Regions from separate parts of the Mus musculus genome. Here region 2 is linked to region 1. A link is a loop called in an ENCODE intact Hi-C map of the cell type or tissue named here. Cell type or tissue: left cerebral cortex. All regions are shown on one strand.

What was found. Hi-C counts contacts between places; a loop is a spot of excess contacts. Peaks named below come from ENCODE experiments on the same cell type or tissue, not always from the same donor. Only the 100,000 strongest peaks of a DNase experiment are listed, where the experiment ranks them.
Region 2: it touches region 1 in a loop (2.6-fold over the local background); 4 of 42 quality-filtered maps call a loop at or near these places.

What each region holds. Positions count from the first base shown.
Region 1 is chr8:124,673,540-124,681,539 of GRCm38, reverse strand. It overlaps Ttc13 (tetratricopeptide repeat domain 13), which reads left to right. Exons shown (of 23, transcript NM_001373939.1): 16 at 1,469-1,552; 17 at 2,454-2,538; 18 at 5,090-5,199; 19 at 6,183-6,318; 20 at 7,099-7,178; 21 at 7,805-7,883. Among named protein-coding and RNA genes, the nearest start is that of Gm46058, 11 kb to the left of the region's middle. In left cerebral cortex, a CTCF peak has its summit at 3,818 (motif pointing right); DNase peaks (open chromatin) are centred at 392, 3,843 and 4,698; H3K27ac peaks cover 1,150 bases.
Region 2 is chr8:124,544,826-124,552,825 of GRCm38, reverse strand. Cog2 (component of oligomeric golgi complex 2) reads right to left here. Exons shown (of 18, transcript NM_029746.3): 13 at 7,524-7,697; 14 at 6,734-6,806; 15 at 6,133-6,275; 16 at 4,170-4,309; 17 at 2,476-2,659; 18 at 818-1,435. The coding sequence ends at 1,334. Among named protein-coding and RNA genes, the nearest start is that of Agt, 21 kb to the left of the region's middle. In left cerebral cortex, CTCF peaks have their summits at 4,432 (motif pointing right) and 6,578 (motif pointing right); DNase peaks (open chromatin) are centred at 1,658, 5,511 and 5,828; H3K27ac peaks cover 3,337 bases.

The DNA.
Region 1 (8,000 bases):
ATATTTCTAGCTCTAGGAGCCTAGATCAAGAAACTGTTGCTCCATCTAACATGTGACATTTAAATTTAGGTTTTAGTATAAAAGTCTTTTTTAGACTTAACCTTTTTAATTTCTAGAAATTATGTTTATTTTCCCTTTGTTACTGGCTCCTTTCAGTTCCCCATGGAATGATTTGTGGCACTTTTACCTAGATTTGGTCACATGCTGTAACTGAGGCCACTGTGTACCTGCTTATGTTCTTGCTGAATGGTACTTGAGTCACAGACCCATGTCATGACTTGATGGAGTGCAGAGAAGTAAGGGACACCCGGTGTATCCAGGGGCCAAACCTGAACTGTCTCGGACAGACAGTGGGCCGTGCACCAACCCACTGGTGAATCCCTCCTGACTAGGAAGCTGTGACGCATCCCTTGTAGCTGCCAGCCACTGCATCCCAGGAAGTCTCAGGAACTGAGGCCCGAGACATAGGTAGAAGCCAGAATGGTGAGCCACGCCTGGGTGGTGAGCCGAAGAACAGCAAGACAGATGGACATGACGAAGGTCGCTGTAGCAACAGATGAATGAACAGATTTGTGAGGGGGCAGCAGGTGGGGAGCAAGTGTAGAGATGCAGACCCCTGCAGGGGGTTAGAAGAGAGCTGCAGACACTCTGAGGTGCTGACAGAAAAGCATCAGAGGCATCCATTATTCTGCTTCTAGCTGAGGCCACAGTTGTCCCAGTCAGTCTAAGAGTAGTAGGAGAAAAAGCGAGAAGCTGGAAACTGAAGTGCCCTGTCAGGGAGAGAAGTCCTCCTTGCATCATGACCTTGATGTGAGGGAGCTGTCAGAAGCAGGGAGTGGTGTTTCCTAGGGTAGACGGACTTCGACTCAGCTGTTGCTAGACGCGAACACCTTCAAGAGAGGGGAAGAAGAAAACAAACAAACAAAACAAAAAACGGAATGGGCATGTGAGGAGTATAGTGTCTCCAGAGGGTAGAGGGAAGGAGGACTGCTAAAAGGCCCGAGAGGCACCCTCAGACAGGCAGGCATGCACACAGAGAGCCTGCCGTGTACAGAGAGCTTGGCGTGTCCAGAGCCTGGTGTGTCCTTACGCAGGCACACACAAGTGCCAGGCATGTCCAATACGCAGGTGCACCCAGAGAGCCAGGCACATTCAATAGGCAGGCGCGCACCCAGAGAACCAGGCGCGCCACTCATGGTAGTCGCCATCAGGTCTGAACTCCTGAAGCTAAGGATTTTCCTTCCTCTGTGGCCTGTCAGGAGCTACGTCTTTTCTGGACACTTTCTGCCAGGACAGATTCCAAGAGCCCAAGCTTTCTGCTGAGATGGGAGTCGCTACTCCCACAGTGACAAAGCAAGCCCCTCTCTTACACTTCCCCATATTTGTCCCCGCTCTTTGTTTTTGGAACTAACTGATGTTTACAAGCCTTTGTAAAATGATGGTTAATTTTATCGCTTTTACCTTACAGGGGTCAAGTGATCAATATGAGATATCTGGAATATTTTGAGAAAATACTTCATTTTATTAAAGATAGAATTCTTGTTTATCACGGGTAAGCCTCCAGTTCTCCTCTTTGCTGTGATGCATTGGTCCCATGTGTTTCATGTGTGGTCTATCTGTGAGATTTGAAAACTGAACCACATGTAAATGAGGAAAATACCTAATAAAAAATATAAAAAAAGAAAAAAGAAAACTGAACCACAGGCAGACCAAACGAACTAGACCGGAAGTTTAATTAAAGCCTGCTTCCGCCAGAGTAATGGCTTCACAGTGTTGGCCTTGGCAGTGCTTTCGGCCAACACTCATCACAGTGACACTCCCGATTGCCGACAGAGCTTCCGTCCATCCCGCGGGGCATTGAGTTTTGAGGTGGAGTCACCAGCTGAGCATGAGAACCGTGTGGCGCCCCCCCAGCAGGGTGCTTAGATCCGAGCAGCTTGAGAAGTGAAACCACACACTTGCCAGTGCAGAGTTGGAACAGGAGAATCAAGGGTCAGCTAAGACCCCCGCGCCTGCGCATTGGCCTGCTGCATTTCCTGATTCGCCGCGCATGCCTCTGCAGCCCCACACCTGTTGGCTCGCATTGACTCCTGCTGTTGCCCAGTGTGGGATGCTGTCTATCCTCTCCAAAGACCTCTTCATGCTCAGGGCCTTTGCATTAGATGGTATGACATTTATACGGGACCCACACATGGGCCTCCAGTGCATTGCGTCAGCCCCAGGCCAATGCTCGCTGCTTAGGGGATGCGGAGCAGGTGGATAAGAAGTCAGTAACATGATTTTCTCACATGTATTATTGATTTGGGTGGATGACCCTGTCAGTGAGATGCCCTGGGATATATGGGCCTGCAGCATTGAGCTGCTTGTCCTTAGGAGCAGTTATTTAAGACGTGAATGGATCTGCGTATCGTATTCTGCATTAACCTCCCTCTGCCCTTCCCCCTCTCTTCAAGAGCAAATAATCCAAAGGGCTTATTGGAAGTCAGAGAAGCTCTGGAAAAGGTACACAAAGTGGAAGACCTCCTTCCAATTATGAAGGTAAGTTTGCTATTAGCATCTCAGGTGGGGCTGGAGCAGTGACTTGGTACTGAAGAGCCCTGCCTTTATCATCCCAAGGACCCGGGCTCGATTCCCAACACTCACGTGGTGACCTCCTGTGGTGTCTCAAAACTGTCTGTAAGTCCAGTGCCAGGGCATCTGACTTCTGACCTCTGCAGGCACCGGGCATGTAGGGTGCACAGACATACATGCAGACAAAACACACATACACTTAAATTGAAAATATATCTCAGGAGGAATTGTATAAAAGAAAACCAAAGCACATATGTGACTGTTGCGCTGTCTCAGAACTTACAAAGTATAGCATCTGAGACCCCACATTAACACACTGTAAGCAGTAACCCAGATCAAGTACAGCGCTGGAACCAGACTCAACCAGAACCGACTTTCGAGACGCAGTCAATTCAGGAAACAAAGGACTTGAAAATAAATATACTCACGCTGGACCTGTGGCCACAGTCCAGTACTCCCCAGCGGCCCAAAAGCCACGCAGCTGTAGTTAGATGGATTCCTAAAAGGAGAGTTGGAGAACCCCGTCTCCCCCAGATTCCTGTGGGCGTTGTTTGTTGTCCCGTAGGATAGGCGTGTGGAGGCCAGCAGCTGCAGAAGAGGAGGTACCTGAGGCAGGGGCGGGGGAGCCCTTGTTGTGTGGCCACATCTGCAGTGGAAGTCTGTGCCGTAGCAGGGGTTGCTCAGAGTTAACTGTGAGCTGAGACAGAGCTGTGGCCTTGATGGTGGGAAGTTGCTCTGAGCACCTTCATCTCCATTTGCTCCCAGAGGTGCCTCACTGGGAGTCACGGGAGTACCCTCTCCTGGTACCTAGTAGGCCCGTGTCTGATTCCCAGCACTGCAGCAGCAACAGCATAAGTCGTGACGTCCGTTTCCATCTGAAATGCGCTCTGAGAATGGAACTGAGGTGCGGCTTTGACATAGAAAGTCAGAACTAAAGGAAAGATCACAGAAGGAGACAAAAATACCCATAAGTCTTGCATGACACGGTAATGGCAGATTTGTTGGAAGAAGACTCTCAGGTGGCTTTTAACATCACTTGTGTGGTGCTGACCTTCAGTATCCCGGCAGCTCCTCCATGACAGGCGGCAGGACACACTGCGGACAGGAGACCGGCACTGCGCTGGGTCAGCCTCTGTGGATTTCAGTCACTAAAATCTAGTAAGACTTCAGGTGGGAGACGAAATCTGCTTACACAGATCGTGGAAAGGAAAGCAGCGTGCCAAGGTGCATTCACAACACCTAGCCAGAGGGTGGCAGCACTGCCCTGCTGTGTCGTCTGTAGGAGCTTGTCCTTTGGATGGGAGCGTTTCCAGCTTCAGACTGGCTTCAGCCGGATTATGGATGTGCATATGGGAAACTTGTAGCTTTCTTCTTCCTCTGAAAAACATGGCGTGCCACTGGAGACTTAGAAAAGCACTCAGGCCCCAGCAGATAGATCGTTAGCCAGGAGCATGGACCAGAGTCAGAGGCCCTCCCTCAGCCCTCCACTCTGCCACTTCCTGGCCCAGCAGTATGGCCAGGTTTGTTCCTTTTCCTGGGACTGTGCATTCATACCTGGTCTGTTTGTGGCAAGGATTCAGTGGGCATACGGGAAAGCACCTGCACTTGTTTTCTGAGAGCCAGTCCCTGAAGAAAGGCGCTTCTCCCTCAATTCAGCTGAAAGCCCTGGTAGTCAGTCCTGCCCAGCTGCACCCTGCCGTGGGCCTCCAGCCATCGCTCCTGTGGCCTGCTGCAGGAGAAGCCCTCCCGCCAGAGCCCAGAGTCCTTTGTCTGTCACTGCCTGCCCTATTCCAGCTCCATCCATCCCAGCCAGAGTCGGAGGGCACTATTCTAGAATAAAGGCAGAGCATCGCAGGTTTTAACTCAGAGCTGGCATCTGAAGCTGTGTTCCTAGGAGACACCCTGGCCGGCTTTGAGGAGGTCCCCTCACAACCTGTGGTCTGCGAGGTTAGAGTCTGTGAACCTAAAACACACCTGGAGAGGAACCACTGAGCACCCCTCGGGCCTGCGGCTCTGGGGAGCACTTGCAGGGCACAGTGCTTTTTCAGGGACACATGCTTTTTCAGGTTGCAGGAGCTGGCATTGCTGCTCCTGGCTGGCAAGGCTGCTGCCTGCTGCGCTGGGAGGAGAACCAACCCCAGAGCAGCTGCTGCACTGAGCTAGATCTTGGCTGTAGGGCACCTGCAGCTTTCTGCTGGGGCCCCTGCTGCTCTGTAGGTTTGTGGGATGTGAGGCACTTAGGGCCTGTGTTGCATCTAAAGAAAGGAGAAGTGTTGTTAGCCACTGCCTACCAAGAGAGAGCACATGGTCTCTCAGTTTGAATGCCTCAGACAAGCCCAGAGCTAAGTCTAAGGTTCAGGACGGATTAGAAGTAGACATGTCCAGCCCGTAGCATGTGGGCGATATGTAGCTCAGGGGAGCTGAGAATGCAGCCCAATGTGTGTGTGGTGCTGCATGACAGAACCATGTTACAGTGTGAGAACTGCAGCTAATATGGATTTTTATTTTCCCTCGAAAGCAGTTTAATACCAAAACAAAGGACGGGTTCACCGTGAACACCAAAGTCCCCAGCCTCAAAGATCAAGGGAAGGAATATGACGGCTTCACCATCACCATCACAGGAGACAAGTATGTTCGCTCCAGTGTGACGTGGGGCTGGTGGCGGCCAGTGGAGGGATGTCCTGATGTGAGCCGTGTCTGGGCCATGTGTGTACTCAGTATATGCCTGGGGCAGCATCCTTCCTGGCTAAGTGCACACAACCCATTTGAATTCCCACAGCACCTCTGCCTGGTGCTCAGAGGCTCCGGAGAGCTTGTCCAACAGCAGGAAAACGGGTCCATGCGGGCCCAGGGCTACCATGCACGCATTGCAGATTGCTGGGTCTCGAGAGGGTGGCAATGTCTTTGTGGAAAGTTTGCACATCTGAGGCTCTGGCCATCATTACTCTCAACCGCCGCCAACTGAGAAGCATTTTACAATCATTTCTTCTTTGATAGTTTCATTCATGTCTGTAGTGACTTTTAGTCCTTCTTATCCCCCCAGTTATTCCCACTAAACCCTTCTTCCCACAAGGCCCCCACTCTCTCTCTCTCTCTCTCTCTCTCTCTCTCTCCCCCCCTCTCTCTGTGTATGTATGTGTGTCTGTGTGTCCTGCTGAATTTAAATAGGATAGACCCACATTCAGGCCACTTCTCCCATAAAACTTTCAGCTTTTCCCTGCTTCTTCCCTTTATGTCCCCAAGCCTGGTCTCACCTCTCCCTCCAGCTAATGTTCTGAGAACCAGGAGGTTCTGCAGATAGCGTCATGATAAGTCCATGCTGTGTGAGTTTATCCTCACAGAGCCACAGTGGTGCTGCGTGCAAAAACATAAGCACAAGACATGGTAGTAGCAGTGTTCATGAGCCTCCCACAACTTCTGCTCCTGCCTGGGCAGAGTGGCTGGGAAAGTGACAACAGGGCTCAGAGCACTCCGAGCAGCCACCATTAGCATTCGTGCGTGCGCGCACGTGCGCGCGCGCGCGCACACACACACAACACACGCACACCACTTCTCCAGTTTCTGTTTGGATTGTTTAATCTATGCCATTGACAGCAGTGCTTGTGTTTCAGGGTCGGCAATATCCTATTTTCTGTGGAAACTCAAACCACAGAAGAGAGGACACAGCTGTATCACGCTGAAATAGATGCACTTTATAAAGACCTGACAGCGAAGGGCAAAGTACTGACCCTCTCGGCAGAATTCGGGGTAGGTTTGGCTTTGTTTTATTTTCTGTTCCTGGGGTGTGTGTGTGTGTGTTGCTGAGGATGGAACCTGGTGTGTGTTTGTGAGTGTGTGTGCACATGTACATGTGTGTGCGCGCGTATGTATTGCTGAGGATGGGACTAAGAACTCCAGTGTGCTAGGCAGATGCTTCACTGCTGAGCCACACCCCAGTCCTGCAATTTCTTTGGCAAATGCCCCACCCCCTCACCCCCCACCTACAGTTTCCCCTGTTTCACTGAGGCTGTTTGTCTTATGCCTGAAATCAATTGTAATTGTCTCAGCCTCCTTTCTAGTACTCCTTGGAGCAAAAACATTTCCAGGGTTTAACAACCACAGCAATGGGGTGGCACAGTACATATTGTTAGCTCTGCGGTGCGTCAGTGCAGGTTTGTGGTCAGAAGAGGTTTGTCCAGGTCGGCCACTGTGAGCATGGTCTATAAGTTCCCTCATTAGAATTGCTGCTTACTGTAAAACTGTGATTGTGACTGGCACCTTGAAGGGATTTAGCGTCACCGAGGGGGCACCTCTGGCTGTATCGATGAGTGTATTTCTAGAAAGGTTTAACTGAGGAAGGGAGACCCACCCGAAAGCGGGCAGTGCCCTCCATGGACTGGTTGTCCTGGTCTGAATCAGAAGTGGGAAAGAAAGTTAGCTTTCTAACTAAGCACGCCAGCCCTGAGAGAGGGCAGCTGGTCAAGATCTTGTGCAGCGCGAGTTCCTGACATGGGGCTGAAGTTCATGAATCTCTGTCCTTTCTCCTAGGAGGCTGATGCTGTCTGCAACTTAATCTTATCCTTAGTGTATTACTTTTATAATTTAATGCCCCTGTCTCGAGGATCTAGGTAAGTGATGTCCCGTCCTATGACAGTTTCAGATCGAAACTGTTGCTATGGCTTTTGTTTGTGTCACAGGCACAGCCTCTAAAGCCCACTACAAATCACAAGAAGTTCCCATTGTTTCTTCTAAAATCCACCCCCTGCCCCCAAGTCCCGTTTTTGGTGGGTATAGTGGCATGTGCCTTTAATGGTAACCCTGAGGAGACAGGCAGGTGGGTCTCTGAGATTGACGCCGGCCTAGTCTACACAGTGAGGCCCTGTCTCGGGGAAACAAAATGAAAAATAGAAAGATCACACCCGTGGCCAACCATGAAGGGGATTTAAGGTCAGGCCAAGAGGAGAGGCTCCGTGTGCTGCTCTCTGAAGAAAGCAGCAGGGAGCAACCCGGTGGGAACCCGCCTTCCCTCAGAGCGCAGATGCTCCTGTGGACCCTCAAGTTCCTTATGCTCTTTACGTAGGAAAGTAGAAATATTTTCAAAATAAACACGACAAAGTTCTTCTGTTAACTAAACATTTAAGGTTTTAGTCCAAAGAATTCCTATGTAAGATTCTTTTTCATGATGGACGCCCGCAGGGAGGTTAGCGTGATAGCCATAGGCCAGGGCTGGCTGAAGTCTGTCCTGTCTTGACAGTGTCATTGCGTATTCAGTCATTGTGGGAGCGCTGATGGCCAGTGGCAAAGAAGTGGCTGGGAAGATCCCCAAAGGGAAGGTATGCTGGGCTGGCGGAGGCACAGGCATGGCTGCACCTCGCCCCGGGCTTCTGGCTGTGGACCGCATGCGAGCTAGACCCCACACCATTTCCTTCCTTTTATCACGTCCTGCGCCT
Region 2 (8,000 bases), 130 kb after region 1:
ATGGAGTTTGAACTTCTGCCTCCACAACAGAATCACTTCTTCGCAACCAGCTGCCATATTCGTGGTCAATGAGAGCAGCTTAAGGTTAATAGGAGGGAGCTGGTGGGATGCGGGCCCCTGAATGACAGACTGGCCTCCTCCTTACAGCTCTCTTATACCAGGAAGCAGTGAACCGCATGGGAGACGGGTTTTGAGTGTGTATGTTGAAGCTGGGAAAATGTATAACCAACTTTAAATCTGTCTGAATAAAACTGACTCTCAACAGGGAAACTTTGGAAAAGGAGCTGTTTTGGGGAGCGAGACCCAAGTCTGGGACTGCTAGCTTTTGCCTGAACCTCCTGCTCTCAAGGACAGAAACATCCTGGGGAGGCTGGAATATAATGGTCTGGAGTCAGAGCCAACAGGGTAAGAGATTAGGCCTTTAGGGCTGAGGCCATTGTGTCCATTGAGTACACGGGCTGGCAGTTTGGGTTTGGAGCTATTTTGCCTGGGCTTAAATCCCACCTGCCGGCCACCTACCCATAGATGGGAAATCACAATGCCAGAGTTGGGCTGGGCACTTTCAGGGAGCAAGTGACAAAGCCATTGGACAAGGATAGGCAGGGCTCCTTGGGTATGAAACCGTGTGTGTTCAAGATGCAGCTTTGACCTCTCATGACTATCAACAGCACAGCTTCTTGGTAGAGTACCATTCTACCCACCTGAAGCAGCTAGAGGGAGACCTACAGAGACAGCATCCTCCCATCTGTGCCACAGGGAATGTGTGTCACTGAAGGCAGGCAAGAGGGCCACTGGGACTGGATACATAACTCACACATTTGCAGTAGGTACTTCTTTTATTTAGGAAATGAATCTTTACTGCCGGCTCTGGCTCTGACAGAGGTGCGGATTGGCAAGATTGGAAGTGCTACTCTTCTGTGCCCAGATGGACGGGCCACTTTGTAGCCTCTAAGGAGGCCCAGGGCTGACAGTATCTCCCAGGTCGGAGGGTTGGGGACAATCAAAGTTCTACTCTGCATTGGTGCATCCTGCCCAGTGCTTGCCCTGCAGGGCCAGGACAGCCCACCAGCCACACTTGTCGATTTACTTTTACCATATTGTAGACATCAGCTGGTCTACACTAAGATTTACAATAAAAATAAAACAATTTGTTCTGTAAACTAGAGCAAAAAGCTTTGAATGTCTTAAAAACTATCTTCCATACAATGGAAAGGCTTTTGGTTCTTTCTTGGTGAAAGATGGCCCATATAAGTGGGCGGAGGTACAGGCTGTTGCTGGGTGACCCGGAGGACAAGGGTTGCTTTCTTCCCTACTCCAGGTCCTGCCAGGATGCCTAGGGCTGTTCTGCAGCCGCCTGGTCCCTGGCAGCAAGGACGAGCTCCATGAGGGCTGGGAAGCTCTTGATGTCGCTGGTCTGCAAGCCCATCCTTTGTATCTGCAAAGGCCATGAGAATGAGTTGTCACTGTGATGAAATCTGACTGGGAAAGGAGGCTGCCATTAAAGCCAGGACAAACTGACCCTGCCCCACTAAGGCACAAAGTGTTCCCAAAGGAAGGAGGGAAAGGTTTTCTGTTAGCGCAAAGGGCTGGCTCGGTGCAAACCCGCATAGCGTGGGCCGCGCGCTTCATATTCTAAGGAGCTAGCCCACCATACTGGACTCTAGCCAGGGAAGGAGGCTCTTCTGTGGGCTTTAGAAAATGCTGGGAGAGAAAACCCACGTGCAGAGAATAAAAAAGAAAATTATTCTTTAGTTAGAGTTTCCCACAAAGCACAGCGAGCTCTCCTTTTTCTCAGCACCGTCTCAGAGAGCAAGGGACCAAGACACACAGCATGGCAGTGCTCTGTGCTATGGGGTGTCCCACCTGAGCAGCAGCAGGGACCGCATATCCCTACTTGCTCTGCCCTTGTCTTGCTTGGGAAAGACTTCGGATTCCTTATGGAATAAACATGGTGGCAGGTATCTGCAGGCTGTCTATCTCACTATCGTTTTTTGAGATTGGGTCTTACAATTCCACTTGTGGCAATCCCCCTGCCTAGGTGGCAGGGATAACAGGCTACGTATAGACCTGACTGTCAAGAAAGGCAGTTGCCTACATTTGTAAATGGTCGTACAGTGGATGTCACTACACCCTCATGGGAGGTTTACGAGCTGCCATCAGCCATCTACCATGATGTCAAAATCAGTGCTCTATATGGCACAGGACAGGAAGCTGCAGGCCCTGCCACTGGCTCAGGATTTCAGGCATCAAGGGCAGCTCTGTGGACAGCCTGAGCAAGTGCTGAAGCACCCAGGGAACCTGCTGTGGGGAGGGAGGGGACACTCGGGATCCCTCTGCCTTTTCTATTGTCTACTTCCTGGCACACACCCTTCTTCACAGCAAATTGGGCCTGACTCTTTTCTATCGATGGCCCTAGGGAGGTGACACCTCAGCTTTGCTAGCCTGGCCCTCAGAGCAGGCACATGCTCCTAGTACCTGTTCTCCCAGGTGCTCCACGTCCAGGGCCAGCTGCAGTCGGATCTTGTCGTCATCACTCATACCACCGCCGCTGGAGCTGACAGGGTTGGTGGCTGGGGATCTCCTGGCTTGTTTGAGGCGTTTCAGGCTTTCCTCCATCTTCTTCACTGAGTTCAGCACGTCTGACACAGTCTCAAAGTACCTTGGACACAAGATGGTAATGACAGGTTGGTAACAGACACTGGTGACACCATGTAGGAACTTGCTTTGTAAATAAGAGATTCTTTTTTGTTTTGTTTTGTTTTTTTGTTTTTTTTTTTTTTTTTTTTTTTTTTTTTTTGAGACAGGGTTTCTCTGTGTAGCCCTGGCTGTCCTGGAACTCACTTTGTACACCAGGCTGTCCTCGAACTCAGAAATCTGCCTGCCTCTGCCTCCTAAGTGCTGGGATTAAAGGCGTGCGCCACCACTGCCCGGTGTAAATAAGAGATTCTTAAGATGGCAGTCACATACAAAACAGCTCAACAGGAAAATGGGCTGTCATGTTTCCTAAGTCTCTAGCATGATGTTCCCCGAGAGTGCATGGGTGTCTGTCTAAAGCCCTAGTCCTGGGGCTGGGGAGAAGGCTCAATGGGTGAGGAGTTTGCTGTGCACACATGAGGACCTGGGTTCGGATCCCCAGCACCTCTGATGCCTGCCTGTAATCCTAGCACTGGGGTGCAGACAGGATAGTCACTGGGGTTTCTCCAGATGGCCAGCACAGTTGAATTCATGAGTTCGGGGCTCAGTGAGACCCTGTCTCAACTAGGTGGAGAATAATGGAAGAAGTCACCTTCGGCCTTCCATGTACATACAAATAAAAACGCTAGCTCTAAGTACAGGAACTGAGGGCCAGTGTCCTTTCCAGGTGCAGGACTCTCTATAGCACGTCAAGGCCAGTCAAGCATTCTGCCTCTTAAAGTACAAACATATCTCAGGATTTTCAACAAAGCTCACTTATTCCCAAACTTTCAGCATAACATTACAAATCAGTCACTTTCTTGCCTGGTTGACAAACTGACTGTGTGGCACTGGGAACTGATTTGCCTACAAAACCACGGGGTTAGGTACTGTTGTGTCTAAACTGACCCACACAGCAAGGTGGGGGTTCGGGGGTGAACTCAAAATGAAAACAAACCCTACTGTAAAACGGTGAGTAATAAACCAAGAGTAAAACAGAGCCACAAACCGCTTCCCTCTCTCCTGTGCGGGAGATGGAACCCAGGGCTGTGAGAGTGCTAGACAAACTCCACCAGGAGCCAAGAGGTGGCTAGGAAGACATCCAGTTAACTGTCCCTGCCGGGCCTTCTGCCCGACCTCACTTTACACGCACAGTCAGTCCTTCCTGCCCATCATCTAAGGGACCCGCCGGAGGATACTCTGTTACTGTGGTAATTCTACTGCACATTGGAATCTGCTGAGGAGAGGAAGCACCTGGCTGTGCTGAGCGGGGAGGGCAGTAAAGGTGCCCTCGGGGTTCAGGTTGGGGACTCACTGAGCCCAGGTCAGCCTGACTGCACTGCAGGTGGAGAGGGGGTGAGGGAGGGAGGGATTGGATCAAGTGCCTGCCCACACCTTGCCCATTTACAGCTGCAGTTTCTACAGGCAACCCAACGCTCCAGGAGCCCTTGCCCAGGGTGCAGACGGGCAGCTCTCCAGAGGCCACACTAACTTACCTGTGTGTGCTGTCCGACAGAGCTTCCTGCAGCCAGCTCTGCATCACTGCTGGCTGCACCTTGTCCCCATGTCCACTCTGAAGCTGGTACAGTGGCTTCAGTGCACTGTCTACATATGAAGAGGCTGTGCTGGGGACCTCCTGGAATGCCATTGTAAGCAGGAGTTAGGGACACAAGGAAATAAACAGTCACCATACCATTAATGTTCAGCAAATAGCTCCATCCCTCCCAGAAAGCAGCCAGAGGGCCACAGAAACCACCTGGGGGCATCAGTGTGCCAAGGAGACACCCCCCTGCCTCTGCTGCAGATTAGGCTGGATTCTGCAGCAGGATGCATAGGGCTAAGCCCTGACTCCTCCCACTAGGCAGATCCTATTTAAGGAGCAGGATGGCACGGAGGACTTGGTTCCTTGCCCTGTAGGTGAGGACTGCCCCAGGGCTCAGTGGGGGCTGATGTGCTGTGCATATTCACACAGACCACACAGAAGGAAGGAAGGCAGCTGGGAATGTGCCCAGGCCCCTCCCACCTAAGGGGGCTTCAGGTCCAACAAGAAACAGCAAAGCAGGATACTTTGTTACAAGTTAATGGTAATCTATTAATGGTGTTCTATTGCATATCTAGATCTGCTTGGTTGGCTTATTGGAGTCAGAGCCTGACTTTGCAGCTCTGGACGACATCAAATTTGTGATTCTCCTCTTAGCCTGCCAAGTGCGGGGACAGCGAGTGGTGTGACTACCACATAGGCTTTGCCAGTCCAAACTTTAACATGAGAGGGGACAGCTGGACAAGGTGGCTCACACTTGTAAGCCCAGCACTTAGAAGGCTCAGGCACAGGACTGCCATGAGCTTGAGGGTAACCTCAGCTACACAAACAATTCGAAGCTAGCCTGGGATACAGAGTAAAGCTCTGTTCTCAAGGTGACGGTAACAATGGCAAAAACAATGGTGATGGTGATGATGACGATGACGATAAATGAACAAGACGAAAGCCACCTCACACAAACTGTGGTCAGTGTAAGTCCAGCAGCAAGGAATCCCCTCCTGTACCTCCAAAAGTCTTGCAACAAATGGGAAATGCTAGCAGGAGCTGCTTAGCAACAAATGGGAAATGCTAGCAGGAGCTGCTTAGCACATACGCAAAGGGAAGGTCATGTGATCTCACTGCTATAGCTCCCGAGAGTCTCGGGTAAACAAAAAGGCAGTAAACTAAGTCTAGCACTTCACCATGACCGTGAAAGACAAGCAGAGGAAGAACCAATCACGAGAGAGCAGGAACGAGGAGAGAACATGGAGATGAGTGGAAGAGAACCCCGGTGGCTCTGCAAAGCCTCTGCAGCGCCAGCGAGCCTGTGCTCTCGGCAACGTGCACCCTGCCCCCTGGGCTACCTCACTGGCCGCTAACATATTCCCAGTGCATGCTTTCTAATGTGCTCACTAAGACAACAAGGGAACCCAGGTGTTCCCAATAAAGATTTGCAGGCGTAAGATGAATTAAAAATTGGGGGACTATATGGAGACAAAATAAAGTCTAAATGAGTAAGACTTAGAAACACCGTGAAATCGTTCCTTGGCGCTGGAAAGAAGACTCAGCAGCTAAGAATAGTTGCTGCTCTCGCGCAGGACCCAGGTTCCCAGTGTCTTAAAAAAGAAAGCACTTCCCCAGACAGGCGTGGTACTGCACATCTTTAATGGCAGCATTCAGAGGCAGAGAGGCAAGCAGATGTCTGTGGAATTGAGGCCATTCTGGTTTACAGAGTGAGTTCCAGATCAGTCAGGACTCACACACATACAAAAAGTAGTTTTCCTTAAAATCTAAAGCCCACAGGGCCAAGCACACACTGTGAGTTGAGCTTGCTCCTGACCCTCCCGAGTCCTGTGCCTCAGTCCACCCTGTGGTCTGACTGTGGTCCACATCTCCCTGGCCCTGCACACCACAGAGCTTTCTCCACAAGTGACACTGACCTTATTGGTCCTGCGGTAAAGCCTGGGGACCTCCAGGGCACTCTTGAGATAACTGAAGCAAGACTCACTCAGGTCCTGGACAATCCTGCTGCTCAGAGCCGGCACATGGGCAGACAAGGCACTCTGGGAGTCTTCCAGGGCCGCTGTGACACAGGGCAGTGGAATGAGTCACTGGTCCAGCTAGGGCGAGCTTCATTAAAATGTGACCATGGCGTTTAGAGTGTGCTAGCAAATCAGTTCATTAGTACAAAACAGCATTTCACTTACAGAAGTGAAATCAAAGAGCAAAACACTGAGACAGCTAAGGATTTACACTGGAGTCGAGGTGTTAGTCTAAACATCCCCGAGTCTACAGCCTCACACTTTACATTATTTTTTTTTCAAAAGATTTATTTATTTATTATATGTAAGTACACTGTAGCTGTCTTCAGACACTCCAGAAGAGGGAGTCAGATCTCGGATGGTTGTGAGCCACCATGTGGTTGCCAGGATTTGAACTCCGGACCTTCAGAAGAGCAGTCGGGTGCTCTTACCCATTGAGCCATCTCACCAGCCCCACGTTATTTCTTATTCAGAGTCTGCGTCTAAGTTCACTTCTTACCTGAGATAGACGAAAAATTCTTAAAGCCAATCATTTCGAGTTTCTGCTTGACCGTCTCCAGGAGGTCTGGAAGCTGAAACACATTTTGGACATTAGTTCCTTCTTTGAATCAGCACGAGCAGTCCTGCATCCACAACCTCAGACGTGAGTAACAAGTGTGGAAACCTAGGGCGGCGCTGTAGGTAAAGTCCTCACTGGCGGGCCAGGCTCTCACCACAGCAGCCACTGTGGGGCCGCTGGCTGCACGGCCACTGAAGGCAGAAAAGCAAAACCTCATTTTACAGCTCTCCATGACACCAGAACTGCTCACAGTAACTAGGCCATGTTCTCTCAGAACACACAATATATTTATGCAATCACACAAAATATAAACCGTGAAAAGCAAAATCTATTTGGAGGTGTAAACTTTATGTGTCCATAAAGTTCTCTAAATGCTGGGAGCAAAACAGGGGCCCAACAGAGAAAGTGGGTGGGGACTTTGATTGCATCAGCACTCTCAGACATCTGGGGCCCTGAAGTGAAGATGATTACAGGCCAGCCCACTGTAGGCCGCGCGCAAGCAGAGCTGAGCAGAGGAGGAAGAGCGGAGCCTGCTTATGCGGAGGGTCAGCTTTCTCCTGAGAGCAAGGAGCAGTGGGCACAGCTCGTGACAGCAGGGATCAGGACCCAGAGTGTGGCCCCCTCAGAGGCCACTGTGGAGGGAAACATCCCGTAGGACAGAATGTCCTCGTCGGCTGCACGGGGCCCGCCCACAGTTCACAGATCCAGTGTCCAGTGCAGCGAAGCTCACCCATTCCTGCAGCCTGCCCAGGTCTGAGACCACATACACCAGCTGAGTGCTAGAAATGGACGCGGCGCTTGCTTCTGAAGCATGGCTTCCTTGGTCTTCCGAAGGGTCTTTGCTGCCAGTCAAAGGCTTTTTAGTCTCCTTGGCACTCTCATTAGAAACGGGCCTGACAGAAAGCTGAAAAAGGATTTCAACGATCAAACACTCCCTCGGAGACACGGGGCATTTGTACATGCTCAGCAGCTCTGCACACACACAGGCTGCAGGGTACAGCATGTCTATCTCAGGCAGGTTGGGCCCTGCTGTTCTTAGAACTGTGTCTTCTGGGACAGCCAGTGGGGTAGGAAAGCCTGAGGAAGTCTGGGAGCAGAGTGGGTAAGGAGAGACACACCCCAACTTCCACAGAGCTCCCCCTCCTCCTGGCACCTCAGCTCACAGGTATATCTTCACCACAGCCACACGCCGAGGCCATTTTGCCAA